2 separate regions of the Homo sapiens genome follow, and region 1 is linked to region 2. The links are chromatin loops, found by intact Hi-C in ENCODE. Cell type or tissue: heart right ventricle. All regions are shown on one strand.

Region 1 (8,000 bases), 520 kb after region 2:
ACGCAGTGAGAAGATACTGTCTATGAACTAGAAAGTGGGTCTTCACCAGACACGGAATCTGCTGGCACTGTGATCTTGGACTTCCTAGCCCTCAGAACTGTGAGAAATAAATTTCTGCTGTTTGTAAGGCACTTGGCTTATGGTATTTTGTTACAGCAGCCTGAGCTAACACAATGTGCTCACAAAATTATCTACAGTGTTTAGATTTTTTTTTTTTTTTTTACAAACATGAATTAGTATTGGAAAAAAAATCTAAAAATATTTTTAAAAATTCAGTGGAAGAATCTGGGAAAGGGATTAGAACAAATGCTTCGGTCAGTCACAATAAGGGAAGCATCCAAGGGCGAGGTTGGGCTTACTCAGGACCATGTACAGCTGCACAGGTTGGGCACAATCTCCACATCCACAGGTGATGGATGGTCTACAACACAGGGGAACCTGAGTGTAGATGGGGCTCTTTCCAGGGAATGTCCCAGAATGAGTGGGGCCGGTCACGGGATCCCACTTCAGAGAGGTGGAGCTGTGGTGAGTGTGGTTGGGCCTCACAGGAAAACCTGCTCCTTGTGCAAGGCTTAGAGGTGCCCTTGGGACTGTTACTAGAATCCTCCATCCTGTCATAGGAAGAGCTTTGCTGAGAGTAATTGGGCTTGATGTGCAGGGAAGGACCCTGGGGAAGTAATTCAGTTTATCAAGCCCGAGGGGAAGTGACTGGCTGGACAGTTTGGGACACCTGAGAAGGCACAGATGGGCCACTTGCCCAGGGACAGCTGTACAGAGTGGGAGCCTCAGAGGGTGCTGTTGGGCCTGCCACTCTTGAAAAGGCTGTGGGAGAACTTAAGCTGACAAATGGGGTCCGGAGAGATCTGCCACCAAAAGGAAGCTTCCCTGACTGGGCCTGCCACCGCAACCCACCCCTTATGGTGTTCTGTTTTCCCCCACATGGAAGGCTGGGAAGGTGGGTGGCTGGGGCAAGAGATGGAGATAGACAGAGAAGCAAAGGCGGTGCTCCTTGTCCTTACCCTGATACTCCAGCTTGAATCCTGGCCGATTCTGGGAGTGGTCGCTGTGGAAATACACGGTGGTCTCGTGGGACGTGGAGAGGAGGGAGCTTGGAAGCTCGCTTCCACTGAATCTTCCCATCATGCGGCTGGTCTCATAGGGGCCATTCCGGATTTCTATGTAGTCGTGGTTGGGCTCGGTGGAGAAGTTCAGGAACTGGATGTGAGCTCCTGGGAGCAAGACAGAGGCAGACAGTGCCCAAAGCAACACAGTCCTGCCTCAAGTGTGCTGCCTCATGAAAGCAGCTCCTGCCAGAGCCATGAGTCCCTGCTACTGATTTCCCACCCAGCCAAGGCTCCTAGAACTGGCTTTGGGAATTGCCCGTCCAGCCAAGTCTCTTGTCTTTGACAGGGCTGAACTTAAAAGTGTATTATTCATTCAAAAATAAAGGCATCAGTCATTTCAGAGCTCCACTGGAGTTCATTTTATTTTGTTGAAAACAAAGTTCAGGGTCAACACTTGTTTAAATTTATGATTCATATGTCCAATATCAGCATAAAGATAGTTTTGCTAGAATAAACTTTTCATTTAAAAATAACACCCCCAATACTTAATCAAAAGACAAGACCTTCAATACTGCTGTTTTCTAGAACTCTTATGATAATTCAGAAACGTAGGGCTTAGAAGTATACATTGTCCCCTCTGTTCCATAAAGAAGCCAAATAAAGTTTCTACTTTGGGATCTTAGTGAGTTAATCAAGACATTCTAGCAACCTGACAGGTTAAATAAATCTAATTAAGTTCTTAATGTACATAGTAATATACTCTTTCAAGAACGAAGGTGGGAACATTTATGTTTGTTTACTGATAAGATTTTTCAAAATTAGATCACCATGGAAAATGTTATTGAAGAAATATATTTACTGAGCATAGGAAAAAGCCCATATTGCATTGATAATTGTAAAAATCAGATGACAAATAGTATGCTGTATACAATTCTAATTTTTGTATTATAAAACATGGAAGAATATTAATTTGCCTGCTAGGAATATTTGCTGGGCATTTGCTGTACATCAGGGCTGTGCTAGGCATTGTACAGGATGAGCAAGATCAAGAAGGTCCTTGTCTTCATGAGACTTACATGGTAACGCTGGGAGACTAAGCCATTAGTGATTATCGCTGCACGATGAGATTATAGATGGATTTTCATTTTTAAAATTGGCTTATCTGTGCTATCAAATAAGCTCAGAATAAGCACGAGTATAATTCTTTTTGCATCTGATCATTTAAAGAATAAAATAAAGACTCGACACTTAATGTTGAAGATCTTTCATCTCCTGCCCTGTTCCATTCCTTTCCTGCCCTCCACAGAAGCAATCACATGAATTTGGAAGCTATCCTTCCAGTTCATGGTTTTGGATTCTTAAATATGTATCTGGGTTTATGTGTTTTCAAGATTTACATAAATGATATTATACTGTACATACAGTTTTTTACATAATATTGTGTTTTTCAAGGTCTATCCATGTTAATATACAAAAATATAGTTCATTCATTTTAACTGCATGTTAATTCCATTTTATGAATTATCCAACCATACAGTTCACTCCCCAACTCATGAACATGCAGATTGTTTCCAAGTTGCAGATAATTTTGTGATGGTTTTTTTTTTTTTTTTTGAGACAGAGTCTTGTTCGGTCGCCCGGGCTGGAGTGCAGTGGCACGATCTTGGCTCACTGCAAGCTCCGCCTCCCGGGTTCACACCATTCTCCTGCCTCAGCCTCCCAAGTAGCTGGGACTACAGGCACCCGCCACCAGGCCCAGCTAATTTTTTGTATTTTAGTAGAGACGGGTTTTCACCGTGTTAGGCTGTGATGACATCTTTGTATACATTATCTGAGGAGCCTGTGCTTTCCATTCCACTGCCCAGGCATCGTCCCCTCATATAGGAGCCCTGCGGGCTGCAGGCCCACAGAAGGGGCTCTTTAAGGATGGCGGAATTTCTGACTTGAACTCCAAGGAAAGAACTGGACTGTGACCGCCATCTAGTGGAGCAGCATGTAGCTGCAGCAGCTCTTTACACGCTGAGACCAGGTACCAAGTTAGGGACCTCGGCAGAATCCAACATTAACTTGAAAGCAAGGGATCCCGGGCCTTTGCAACTGGACCCAGCAGTAGCTTCTTCCCTGAAACCTGAATTAGCACCCAGAATTTAGAGGTGAAAATGGTGGCTGAACATAAGGACTTACAGGGAAAGCCACCTCATTCAAACTTCTGTTTGCCTTTGGATGTTGCCCTCCCCACCTTCTATCATCTTGGTTCTGCCTCAAGACTGGATGCAGAGGTACAGGGTCTCCCAGATCCTCTTAATGTCTCAAAGTCTGGAGTCTCCTAAGACTGCCGAGGGCGTCATCGCTTTGCTCCCAGTTTCCTTCAGAAGATGGTACTGAACACCCAGTTTCCTTCAGAAGATGGTACTGAACAGAAAATAACATCTTTCAGAGGGCCACCAAGCTCTCTCCTCCCCTCCAACCGGATTTAGAGAAGGCCAGTTAGACTGCTTTCTCCCAAAAGCCCCTTCCCTAATCTCTAATCACACTCCAGGCTGAATAATGAAGGATAAAATGGGAGATCTTCATTTCTGAGGCTCACAGACTGGCATTCAGGGCTATGCAGGCATAATCCCCTTGGGACATTTCATTCCTAGAAGCAGTGCAATGGCTTGGGCAAGATGACCCGTGCGTACGGCCCATCAGTTCCATGTCAGCACAAAGCCCTCATCCCTTCAACAGAGACATTTGGGTTAAATGATATTCCCAGTGCATAATATGTGGATCACCAGCAATTACATTTTGTACCCACACTGATGTCCTCCACACCCTGACAACCTCCCATGCCTAGCATACTCCAGCTCCAAAAACAAAACAAAACAAAAATAACCCCCCAAAACCAAAAAAACAACCTTCCCAGTCTCTAGGCCAGCTAGAATGTGCATACGAAGAAGAATGCAAACTCGATTTCTCATTGATTTGGCTCAATTTAATTAGGATGATAAATTAGACACTGGGGTTAAAAGTACAACTTGAGGTCCAGTCTCTGTACGACAGATTTCCGCCCCACCCCCGCCTTTTTTTTTAAGTCCCTGAGTAATTTATTTTTATTTTTTATTTTTAATATCAAGTGATACAGTGTTAGTTAGGTATAATCCGAGTAATTTCTCATTCCACATTCCTGGATTTTAGTTTATGGCTCAAATAATAATAATGGCAACCCCTAAGATTTTTCTCCCCCCTATATGTTAATCTCTGCCATTCTTAATTGGTCTTCACAATTGTACAAGAGGTCAACAGATGAGAAAACAGAGAGGCAGAGTACTAAACAGACTTGGCCCAAGTTTGTGCTAAGAGATTTTGGCGGACAGTAGTTTTAAGCTCAAGGGTCTGGGCTTGAAGCCTGTCTCCTCTGGGGGCTGCAGAGACTTACCAAAGCCCACGGGCAGTGCTATTTTCCAGGAGCAGTCCATGTTACTGGGGTAGTTGCCTGGGAAGCCGGGGCTCAGGATCACCCCCTCCATCTCCTCCACTGTTCCCCCACACTGTGCTGTGACAATGAGATGAGACAGAGGGTCAGGACAACATCAAGGGGTGTACAGGGCCCTGCCAATGTTTGGAAGCTCCCTTCAAGCAGCAGTTTTTAAGCTTTCATGAGTCATATAGCCCCTTGAGAATCCAAAGGAATCTTCTTAAAAGACTAAGCCCACGGGCAACATTCAATATGTACATTCAGGAAGGGAGGTACATTCTAGGACAGCCTAAAAGTCCACAAACCCAAGTTATGGACTCTTGACCTTGAACATGCCCTTCACAGGTCAGTTCCCTGGTGAGGATGTCCAGGAAAAGTGAGGAAGTTCTGTGCCAAAAGAAGTCCAACCATTTCTTACCGTATCCCCCAAATCTCCCTCTCCTCACTGCCCAATCTACTCTTTCAAGACTGCAGAAAAAGGATGAAGGAAGGGGACTGGCATGCATCAAGTCCCCACTCTGTGCCCGGCACCATGCCAGGCTCTTCTCAAATATATATTTCAGGGGGCAGGGTGGGCGGCAGGGGAGGCTCACCACGAGCCCATCCTCAGAAAAGTGACGGTGATCAGCATCCCACAGGAGCCAACCACCAGGCTGTCTGAGTGACCCAGGGGCTTAGGGACATCTGATATGCCAATCAAGGTGAATTCAGAGTCATCTGAGGATGCAGGGCTGGGGCACCCCTGCAGTCTGGTCAGTTGACATCAGTTCTTTTCTTTTGCATCTTATTAGGAAAAGGTTGTGTGAACAGAAAGGGGCTAGCCAGTCTTAGAGACCCAGGGAAAGGATCATAGAACAGGGATTGGCAGGTCCAGGCAAGTGCTTTCTGGGGAGAGGACAGCTTGGCAAACAGACCCGAAAACAGTGCAGAGTAGGCTCCAGCCTCGACTGCCTGTGTCACAATCCCACCTTCACTTCCGATGGGACCGTGGGCAAGTTCAAAACCCTCCAGAACTCGGTTTCCCACAACTGTAAAATGGAACTAGTGACAGCACCCTTCTAATGGGGTTGTTGTGAGGTCATATCAGAAAGGACTGCATTTACTTGGGACAAGGCTGGCACATGTTGTAAACCCCTAATGAACAGCAGCTGCCGTTAAATGAATGGTTTCCATAGCAAGGTCTTTGTAGTCTCTAATGGGGGAAAGTGCCTTGGGCTGACCGTTCACATTTCTGACCTGCTCCACAGATGCCTATGCCCTACACCGTGGTGAAACCACAGAAGAGAAATGCCATCGTGCTTGAGTGTCACTCCCTTACCTCCCTGCCCCAAGGTCAGCCTTGAGGGGCACCTCACAATCGACTGGGCACCAGAGAACCTTAGGTTTCCGTTCCTGACTCTGCCACTTCCTTTTTAATCCTAAAAGACTGAGATTTCCTGTTTGCAAATTGAGGGTAATGGTACCTCCCCTGCAGGGCTGATCTGAGGAAATATGAAGCTCCATGCCTAGCATATAGTAGATATTAAATAAATGTGCCTTTCTTCTTTGCCTAACTGGACCAGAAGCTTCTGAAGGGGAGATGCTGTCTTTTCTTGTGTCTGCTGATCTGCTCATCACTGCCGTAGCACAGGGTAAGGGACGAAGCCAAGTCCTTGTTTCGCACGTAGCCCTCAGCATTTCTTTTCCTTTTTTCTTGTCTTTCGTTTTTTTTTTGGGACGGAGTTGTGCTCTATCACCCAGGCTGGAGTACAGTGGTGCAGTCTCAGCTCACTGCAACCTCCGCCTCCTGGGTTCAAGTGATTCTCCTGCCTCAGCCTCCTGAGTAGCTGAGATTACAAGTGTGTGCCACCACATCTGCCTAATTTTTGTATTTTTAGTAGAGATGGGGTTTCACCATGTTGGCCAGGCTGGTCTCGAACTCCTGACTTCAAGTGATCCGCCTGACTCGGCCTCCCAAAGTGCTGGGATTACAGGCATGAGCCACTGCACCCGGCCAACCTCATCATTTCTTTATTAGATTTGTCTGTCTGTCCCACAAGAAGTCACGGGGGAAGCCCAAAGTGCCTAGAAATTCCATCTGGGATCTGGTTGATTAACTAGAGCCAGAACGGTCATCATCATGTTTTCAAATGGGCAGACCTCCTGTAACTTTTCATTTGGTGGGGCAGAGTTTCCAAAAGTGATGACTGCATTAAATGGGAGTTAGAGATTATAAAAACATCAGTTTAAAATGACTGACTTGGAACAAATCCAGAATATCAAACTTTCTTCTGATTTGAACTTGAACTCAATGATACACTACTGAGCTAAGATCCCTGAGAGAAAATTGGTTGGAATGAATTGTAAAGTCTGGGCTGTCTTACCAATACAGAGTGGAGGAGGGTAGTTCCATCGCCGCACTGTTCCGGGCATGCAGGAGATGTGGGCGTGGCCCTGGAGGAATCAGGAACAGGGATGGGCTAGCTGTCCCCGTGGGCACAATTGTATGTACAACCAGGGGCTGTACAGGGGTCTGGTTCAGGGGCCTCATGTTAAGGAACAAGATACACAAAGACACACAGATCCACTGTGGGATGGGAGTGAGGTAGAGGGAGAGAGAATTTGGGGAAGGACAATTATTAACAACGATTACTAAAGAATTCTCATTATTAGAGGTTTCCTTGTGAGAGTCCTTTAATTACTAAATTCCCTGATGGCCTTCAAAGGGAAATTAAATTTCCCTAAAGCCGAATCAAACCCAACTTTGCAGGAACACATTGGAGGTTGGCTTGTGCCAAATTGTTAAAGTCAGCAGAGTTTATCTTTTGCATGAACAGCTCCAGGAGAGGATAATGGTACCCGGGGGACCTGGGGGCTGCTCCCTGTTCTTTGGTGACTGTAGCTCTGCTGGTGTAAGGCTGGCCAACCACATCTCAGGGGACACCTGTTTCCTGCTCTAGGGTGTCAGGGGAGGTACCTGGAGGGCATATCCCGGCTCACACTGGAAAGACACCACATCATTCACCAAGTAGCGCTCGCCAGTCTTCACCCCGTTACTGGGCACAGCAGGTTCCGGACAACTGCTCAGGCCCACCGCTAGACAAGACAGAGACAGAAGGAAAGGAGAATGGACTAGCCCAGCAGGTCAACGTGGCGGTAGGCTGGGGTGAGATGCTGGTGGCAGGGAGAAGGGGTGCTTCTAATTTGTGCTTTCTCTCATCCTGTAGGCTAGTTCTTCCCAACTCTCTTCACCTTGCAGCACACAGAGAAAAAGAGTATATTTACATGGCACGGAGGCTCAACAGACCAAAGCTCCTTGAGAAGGTGGGTGTGATCCCAGGGGATGCTGGCTGTCCTGTCCACTCACTGAGCTCTTAGCTAGGGGGCTTAGCTAGGGAGACTTCTCTGCATGCTCTCCTCCCACATCCCTCCTGCTTCTTACTCTTAACTCCCCTCTGTCTTCCTTACCCTAAGAAGACAGATCCTGTGGGCTAAGACAG
Region 2 (8,000 bases):
GAACACAGTTGCTGTCGTCATCATCATCATCATCATTTGTTCATATCATTAATGCAGCAATCAGGTGCCCACAGGTTCTAGAGTAAAGGGGATGAAGAGGAGGCCCCAAGAGGAGCAGGGCTGAGCCCGCACACCCTGCACACCCAGTGCAGGGCCGTGCACAGAGTAGGCCTTTGGAGTGGGGTGATCTCTGTCCAAAAGATCCTTGGTCTGGTGGACTTTCTAATACACCAGCAGTGCTTTTGTTATTTATTAAGCTGACAAATAAAAATTGTATATATTTATGGTGTACAACATGATGTTTTGATATATGTATACGTTGTGGAATGGTTAACAAGCTAATTAGGCATTAACTCACATACTTACCTTTTTTTGTGGTGAGAACCCCTAAGGTCTATTCTTTAGCAATTTCCAAGTGTACCATATATTGTTATTAACTATAGTCACCATGATGTACATTAGATCTCTTGAACTTAATTCTCCTGACTAAAACTTTGTATCCTTTGACCAACTTCTTCCCACTGCCCCCTCGCCATTGACCCGAGCCCTTGGCAACCACCATTCTATGCTGCTTCTCTGAGTTTGACATTTTTAGATTCCACATATAAGTGAGATCATGCATGTTTGTCTTTCTGTGCCTGGCTTATTTCACTTAACATGATGTCCTTCAGGCTCATCCATGTTGCTGCAAATGACAGGATTTCCTGCATTTTTAAGGTTGAATAATATTCCATTGTGTATGTGGACCACATTTTCTTTATCTGTTCATCTGTGATGGACACTTAGGTGGCTTGCGTATCTTGGCGATTGTGGATAATGCTGCACTGAACATGGGAGTGCAGATATCTCTTTTACATATTGACTTCCTTTCCTTTGGATGTATACCCAGTATTGGATTGCTGGATCATATGGTAGTTGGTAGTTCTATTTTTTGAGATGGAGTCTGGCTCTGTCACCCAGGCTAGAGTGCAGTGATGTGATCTCGGCTCACTCCAGCCTCCGCCTCCTGGGTTCAAGTGAGTCTCCTGCCTCAGCCTCCTGAGTAGCTGGAACTACAGGCATGTACTACCAAGCCTGGCTAATTTTTGTATTTTTGGTAGAGATGGGGTTTTGCCATGTTTCCCAGGCTGGTCTCAAGCTCCTGGCCTCAAGTGATCTGCCCACCTCAGCCTCCCAAAGTGTTGGGGTTACAGGCGTGAGCCACTGCGCCCTGTCCTATTTTCAGTTTTTTTTTTGAGGAACCTCCATACTGTTTTCCAAGTAATATTTAAACATTTAAATTTGCCAGGAAAATGTGTCAGAAGCCTGTTGTCAGGGCTACCATGAGTCCATATAATGCCTTTGTGTAAATTAGAAAATGTACCCTTTCCTTAAGACAATTAATTGTTATAATAAATATACTGATTTTCTTAGAATGAGATGCTTTACTGCCAGGAAGTTTTAATAAATATACAAATCTACTCTGTATTCATTCTGAATGGGAACTCCCCACCCCCAGGATTGTTCAGTGTACCACCCGCATGGCTGTACATGGCAGCCCTGCTTATCAAAGAATGGTGAATCCATGTAAGTCCTGATATCTATGTATCTGTTGTCTTAGAGCAAGGCCCACTGTTATGGGCCTCCCTATGCATAGCTATGACTTTGCCCTCATCTGTGCTTCCTTGGGCTCCGTGGGCTAGCAGGCCCTGGTGCCTCCTTACAACCACCTTTGGGGCCCCATAGGCAGAGATGGAGTTGGTCCAGCATATTGGAATCCCTGCCAGTAAGATCATCTGCGCCAACCCCTGTAAGCAAATTGCACAGATCAAATATGCTGCCAAGCATGGGATCCAGCTGCTGAGCTTTGACAATGAGATGGAGCTGGCAAAGGTGGTAAAGAGCCACCCCAGTGCCAAGTAAGCTGAGAACCACTCATGGGGAGGCTGGGCTGTGGGGAGCCTGGGCTGTGGGGAGCCTGGGCTGTGGGGAGGCTGGGCTGTGGGGAGGCTGGGCTGAGGGAAGGCTGGGCTTCAGAGTGAAGGGGGGGGTGGGGTGAGGGGGTGGAGCTGGGGCAGGTCACCCTGTCCTGGACCCAGCCACAGTTGCAGGAGGTTGGGGCAGGTACTCCTGGACTGAACCCAGGATGCTAGGGTCTAGCTAGAACAAAGGCAGAAATAACTGGTTAAAGCCCTAGGCAGAGTGAGACCCATGTGTTATGGAGGCCAAAGTCACAGGCTTGAGAGAGTCGAGGGAGTGGTCAGGAAGGCTCCACGGAGGAAGTGGCATTTGAAGCAGGCCTTGAGGAATGAATAGAATTTGGAGGGGGCATAAATAGTGAACTGCGTAAGCAAATGCATTGAGGTTGGAAACAGCATGGGACATTCAAGCGTAAGCAGAAACTTAGTGTGGCTGACGCATGCTATGTGTAGGGGGTGAAGGAGATCCTGGTCGGGGGCGGGGAGCCGATGCAAATGGACTTTCGAAGGGGTCAGGGCTGGACGTTTTGCTCTGGCTGTGCCTTTTACATGATTACTGGACACCCTTGGACTTCCCAGGAGGGGCCTTGGGGTGAAGGGGGTGGCCAGGTGATGGGCCACTCCAGTCCATCCAAAGCAGCTTCCATCGTATTAATGGGTTCTCCTTAAGGCTTTGTTTAAAAATGGTTCCTCTCATACACGACAAGTTTGAAAGCTCTAACTGGTGTGGAGACTGATTTGGAGGGACTGGAGCTGCCCCAGGAGAGTTGGTGAGGTCTGGACCAGGGCGCAGGGGCTGCAGGAATGGGTCAGGGACATTTAGAGAATGGATTGGACAGGACTTGAAGGTTGATTGGCTGTGTAGGGAGAGGGAGGGGTCAGGGAGCCTGTGGGGTTGGGTGGCTCTGAGCCATGTAGCTCACAGCCCTTGATTGAGAGATGTGGCTGGGGTGGGGCGACAGGGTTTGTCCAGCAGAGGGGCACTGCGTGTCTCATCAGGATGGTTCTGTGCATTGCTACCGATGACTCCCACTCCCTGAGCTGCCTGAGCCTAAAGTTTGGAGTGTCACTGAAATCCTGCAGACACCTGCTTGAAAATGCGAAGAAGCACCATGTGGAGGTGGTGGGTGTGAGGTGAGCACTGGGAACCCCTGCCATCCCCTCCCACACCAGGCTCCCTGCCTCTTTCCCAGGAATTAATTCTATATGAGACCTTCCCCAGGGCCTCTGAGTAGGGCCTGTCCCTGGGCCTGGAATTCTTCCATTTGAGAATTTCCTCTGTTTGAAAAGGAAGTTTAGAAGGGTCCCTTCCCCAGTCCCAGGGTCCCCAGAAGGTCTTGTCCCAGGAAGTTCCATCCAGAGACCTGGCTTTGAGGGAGTCTTACCAGCCTGTAGGACAAAGGTTTTGCAGCTACACTCTTGAGGGGCCTCTTTTCTTTTCTTTCTTTCTTTTTTTTTTTTTTTTTGAGATAGGGTCTCACTCTGTCACCTAGGCTGGAGTGCAGTGGCATGATCATGGTTTTCTGCAGCCTTGAGCTCCCAGGCTCAAGCAATTCTCTCTCCCGCCTCAGCCTCCCAAGTAGCTGTGACCACAGGCGTGCATTACCACACCTGACTAATTTTTATTTGTTGTAGAGATGGGGTCTCACTTTATTGCTCAAGCTGGTCTCAAAGTCTTGGGCTCAAGCAATCCTTTTGCCTTGGCCTCCCAAAGTGCTGGGATTACAGGTGTGAGCCACTGCACCCAGCTGTGTGCCTCTTTTCTTACAGGGATATGGAAGGAGTAATAATGAACTACCTAATGAACAATGAACTACCTAATATAGGGCTTCATTTATTCTGTACTTAGGTGTGCCAGGTGCTGTGCTAAGTGCTTCATGCACATTCTCTCAGCCTTGTGTGGTGTGGGTCTTGTCCCCGCATTATAGGTGGGGAAACTAAAACAAAGCTGAGTAAGCTGCCAAGGCCACCCTGCTGACTGGGAGGCACAGCCAGATCTGGTTGACTTGGGGGTCCTGGCTCTCATCCCAGAAGGAGGGATGGGAGGAGCACCAAGTGCCAGGAGCCCTTGGATCAAGCCTCCTGTCCACTTCTCCCTTGCCATATGGCCCTTGGCAACCCATTGAACATTTCAGGACCTTGGTCACTGCATCTGTAAAATGGGCACAGTGTCTCATGTGCCTGCCCAATGTCATTCTTGGCTGGGGCTCAGGTGGTGGCACTTGGAGCCCTGCATGTCAGCCGAGGCTCTTCCTCTCTTCCCAGTTTTCACATTGGCAGTGGCTGTCCTGACCCTCAGGCCTATGCTCAGTCCATCGCAGACGCCCGGCTCGTGTTTGAAATGGGCACCGAGCTGGGTCACAAGATGCACGTTCTGGACCTTGGTGGTGGCTTCCCTGGCACAGAAGGGGCCAAAGTGAGATTTGAAGAGGTAACCCTGGAGCTGGGAGTGTCATGCTGGGCTCTATGGCGGGGAGGATAGGGAGGGATTAGATGATCGGAGGGAGACCACCGTGCGTGGGTCCTATGCACTGCATGCAGTGCTTGGTGCTTACCTGGGTGATCTCACTGCTTATTAACCCTGTGCTACAGCTGAGCAAGCCAAGGCTCACAGAGGTTACATTGCTTCCTGAGCCCAAAGCAGAACCTGGTTCTGCCTGCCATGCACTTCAGCCAATTGGAGGCATAACCAGGACACATTTACATAAGTCGTAAGGCTCTTTAAGGGGCGGGATAGGCCTCTTCACCCTAAGGTGGGCTGATGAGATATCGGGTGGGGAGGCAGGGAAACGAAAACCAACCTTTGGTCTGCTGCCTGTCCATTCTCTTCCTCTATTCCCTTTTCCTTACCCACTGTGAGGTGAAGTTAAGAAAAATGTGTCCTAGCAGTTCCCACTCCAACCACTAGAGGTCGCCTCTTCTTGGAAGGCGCCTCCTTCGGGAATACCGACATGTAGGAATTGACCTTACAGAAATGATTTGGGATAGTCTCAAAGAATTTGCCTCAAAGATGACTGTTCTAGCTTTGTTCCTAACAGAAGTCCAGTGGACTTCCCTGGTCCATCTAATACTCAGGATTTGTTAAATTATGGTACATCCTTTTGATGAAAACACTTCCTTAATGTGGGGAGGTCGTTCACAGTCTATTAAGTAAAACAGGTTCCAAAAACATATACAGAGACCTACCATGGTTATAATAAAAAATAGCGTTTGTATAAAAAATAATTAAAGACACTACTCCAAAAAGTTAACAATAATTAGATTCATCTAGTTGATAGACTTTGGAGTGACTTTTATCTTCTTTTTCCTTTTCTGTATTTTCTGAATTTTCTGTAATCAAGTATATTACAGTTGACCTTTGAACAACGCAGAGCTTAGGAGCACCGACCCCCTACACACTACAAAATCTGCATATAACTTTTGATTCCCCTAAAACTTAGCTACTATAGCCTACTGTTGACAAGAAGCCTTGCTGATAACATAAACAGCCGATTAACAGATATTTTATGTGTGATATGTATTATATACTGTATTCTTACAATAAAGTAAGCTAGAGGAAATAATTTTTTTTTTGAGACAGAGTCTCACTCTATCACCCAGGCGTGAGTGCAGTGGCACAATCTTGGCTCACTGCAACCTCCGTCTCCTGGGTTCAAGAGATTCTCGTGTCTCAGCCTCCCAAGTAGCTAGGATTACAGGTGCAAGCCACCATGCTCAGCTATTTTTTGTATTTTTAGTAGAGACGGGGTTTCACCATGTTGGCCAGGCTGGTCTCGAATTCCTGACCTCAAGTGATCTGCCCACTTCAGCCTCCCAAAGTTCTGGGATTACAGGCATGAGCCACCATGCCTGGCCAGAAATAAAATATTATTAAGAAAATTATAAGGAAGGGAAAATGTATTTACTATTCATTAAGTGGAAGTGGATCATCATAAAGGTCTTTGTCCTCATTGTCTTCAAGTTGAGAAAGCTGTGGAGGAGGAGCAGGAAGAGGAGGGCTTGGTCTTGCTGTCTCAGGGTGGCAGAGGCAGAAGAAAATCCATGCATAAGTGGACCCACACGGTTCAAACCTGTGTTGTTTAAGGGTCAACTGTATTTAACAAACTGGTTATTTATGAAAGAAAGATCCACATCAGGGCTTCTGGAATCTGAGTACCAAGTGTGATATGAAGAGGACTCCTTCCCATTGTGGGGCCATGGAGGAGGGTGATTTACACAAGCACGAGGCTCTCTACCCAGCTCTGTCCCCCTCCTACCTTCTTGGCCAGCTGTCCACAGTTATCAGCTGGGGCCTTAGCAGCTGCCAAATCCTTCTTCCGGAAATCAAAGCAGCTTTCAAGAAATAGACTTGGAGCTGTAGCAAGTCTTCAGCATAAAGCCCACATTTCAAACACATAATTGTCTCCCCATTCTCCTCCTACCAGATTGCTTCCGTGATCAACTCAGCCTTGGACCTGTACTTCCCAGAGGGCTGTGGCGTGGACATCTTTGCTGAGCTGGGGCGCTACTACGTGACCTCGGCCTTCACTGTGGCAGTCAGCATCATTGCCAAGAAGGAGGTTCTGCTAGACCAGCCTGGCAGGGAGGGTAGGTGCCAGGTGGGCAGTGGAGCCCTGTTCTCCCCTGAAGCTTCAGATAGTGGTTGGCTGAGCAGGATCTGGTTTTAGACCCAGTGGCAGAGGATGGGGGAATCTGGAGAATGAATGGGTTCTTGCTTTAGGGAAACTTTCAGTCAAGTCGCCCCACCCCAAGACATTTATTTAGCATCTTTTTTCCTAGGCATGTTCATATTTTGTGAAGATTGAGAGCAAAACAACCTTAGAGAGAATAGATACTCTGTTGACCCCATTTTACAGATGAGGAAACCGAGAACCAAAGAGAATACAAGTGAACTGCTTAATAGCTAGTAAGAGCCTGCATTTGACCCCATGTCTGTCTCCTCTCCAAAATACAGGCTCCTACTCACCCTACTGCTTCTCATAATATAATGAAAATAATTAATGACAGCTTACATTTGTTTGAGTCCACTTTACAGATGACAACATAGGCAGGGGGAGGCTGAGTCATTAGCCCAAGGTCACATGGCTGATAAGGGGCAGTGTGGGGATTCAAGTTCAGGTTAGGCTGACTCAGCGCTTCTGGGCCCACATCACCAACATCAGTGCTCTTCCCTCCCCTTCCAGATAGGTCAGGGATAGCAGCCTGTGAGTGACAGGTGTCAGGGACTCTGATCTTGAGGCTTGCCCTCTGCTCTGGGACCCTCATGCAGGGGAGCCTCAGGACTGTGCGCTTTTCCCCAGAGAGAATTCATGTGAAGGGTGGTGGGCTCCAGGTAGAATGTCCTGTGTTCGTGTGTGGCATTCTTCTGGCTTCCTTTATAGACCTGGGGGATTGTCCCGTCTGATCCAATCAAGAGACCTGGCTTCTCATTCTGGCTCATCCACTGCCCTATCATGTGCCTCTGAGCAAGTGGCTTAACCTTTTGGGGTCTTGAGTTTGGGTGGGCTGCTCTTCTGCCTTTGCTGGGGCACCTAGGGGCTCAGATGCAAGCAGGGGAGTGCATCCTGGGCAGGTTGCTTGGCTGCAGGGGTGAGTGTTCCTAACACGGCAGTGAACCCATGTCATTGGAAGGATGGCTGCTGATGGCTTTTGTTGTAGGCCTCGCCTCATGGTTGAGGAATGGGTAGCCATTTTGCTTCCTTACTGAGCCCACTGTTGTGTCAGCCCCACTACCACCCCCTCACATTGCTACTTGTGCTGCCTCTGAACCCTCCCCTCCTGCAGAGGAAAATGGTTCCACCTCCAAGACCATCGTGTACCACCTTGATGAGGGCGTGTATGGGATCTTCAACTCAGTCCTGTTTGACAACATCTGCCCTACCCCCATCCTGCAGAAGGTGAGCTTACCCCACGTGGGCCTGTTTTCAGTTGTGTGTGTGTATTTCAATAACATTTGTTGTGTTTTTATCTAATTTTTAAAAAGTCAAACATATTTATTGTCGATAATAGACAACAAGGATGACGAAGGTTATCACCCATAAT

What was found. Peaks named below come from ENCODE experiments on the same cell type or tissue, not always from the same donor. Only the 100,000 strongest peaks of a DNase experiment are listed, where the experiment ranks them.
Region 1: a loop joins it to region 2, with 8 times the contacts of the local background. A loop is called at or near these places in 27 of 110 quality-filtered maps.

What each region holds. Positions count from the first base shown.
Region 1 is chr1:33,610,022-33,618,021 of GRCh38, forward strand. It overlaps CSMD2 (CUB and Sushi multiple domains 2), which reads right to left. Exons shown (of 71, transcript NM_001281956.2): 38 at 7,478-7,596; 39 at 6,885-6,954; 40 at 4,483-4,599; 41 at 1,020-1,229. Among named protein-coding and RNA genes, the nearest start is that of ZSCAN20, 140 kb to the left of the region's middle. In heart right ventricle, CTCF peaks have their summits at 3,044 (motif pointing left) and 3,254; a DNase peak (open chromatin) is centred at 3,040; H3K27me3 peaks cover 720 bases.
Region 2 is chr1:33,090,325-33,098,324 of GRCh38, forward strand. It overlaps AZIN2 (antizyme inhibitor 2), which reads left to right. Exons shown (of 12, transcript NM_052998.4): 6 at 1,726-1,898; 7 at 2,958-3,092; 8 at 4,224-4,389; 9 at 6,383-6,545; 10 at 7,743-7,855. Among named protein-coding and RNA genes, the nearest start is that of AZIN2, 13 kb to the left of the region's middle. RefSeq lists an enhancer at 1,974-2,631. In heart right ventricle, a CTCF peak has its summit at 4,861 (motif pointing right); a DNase peak (open chromatin) is centred at 4,844; H3K27ac peaks cover 1,087 bases.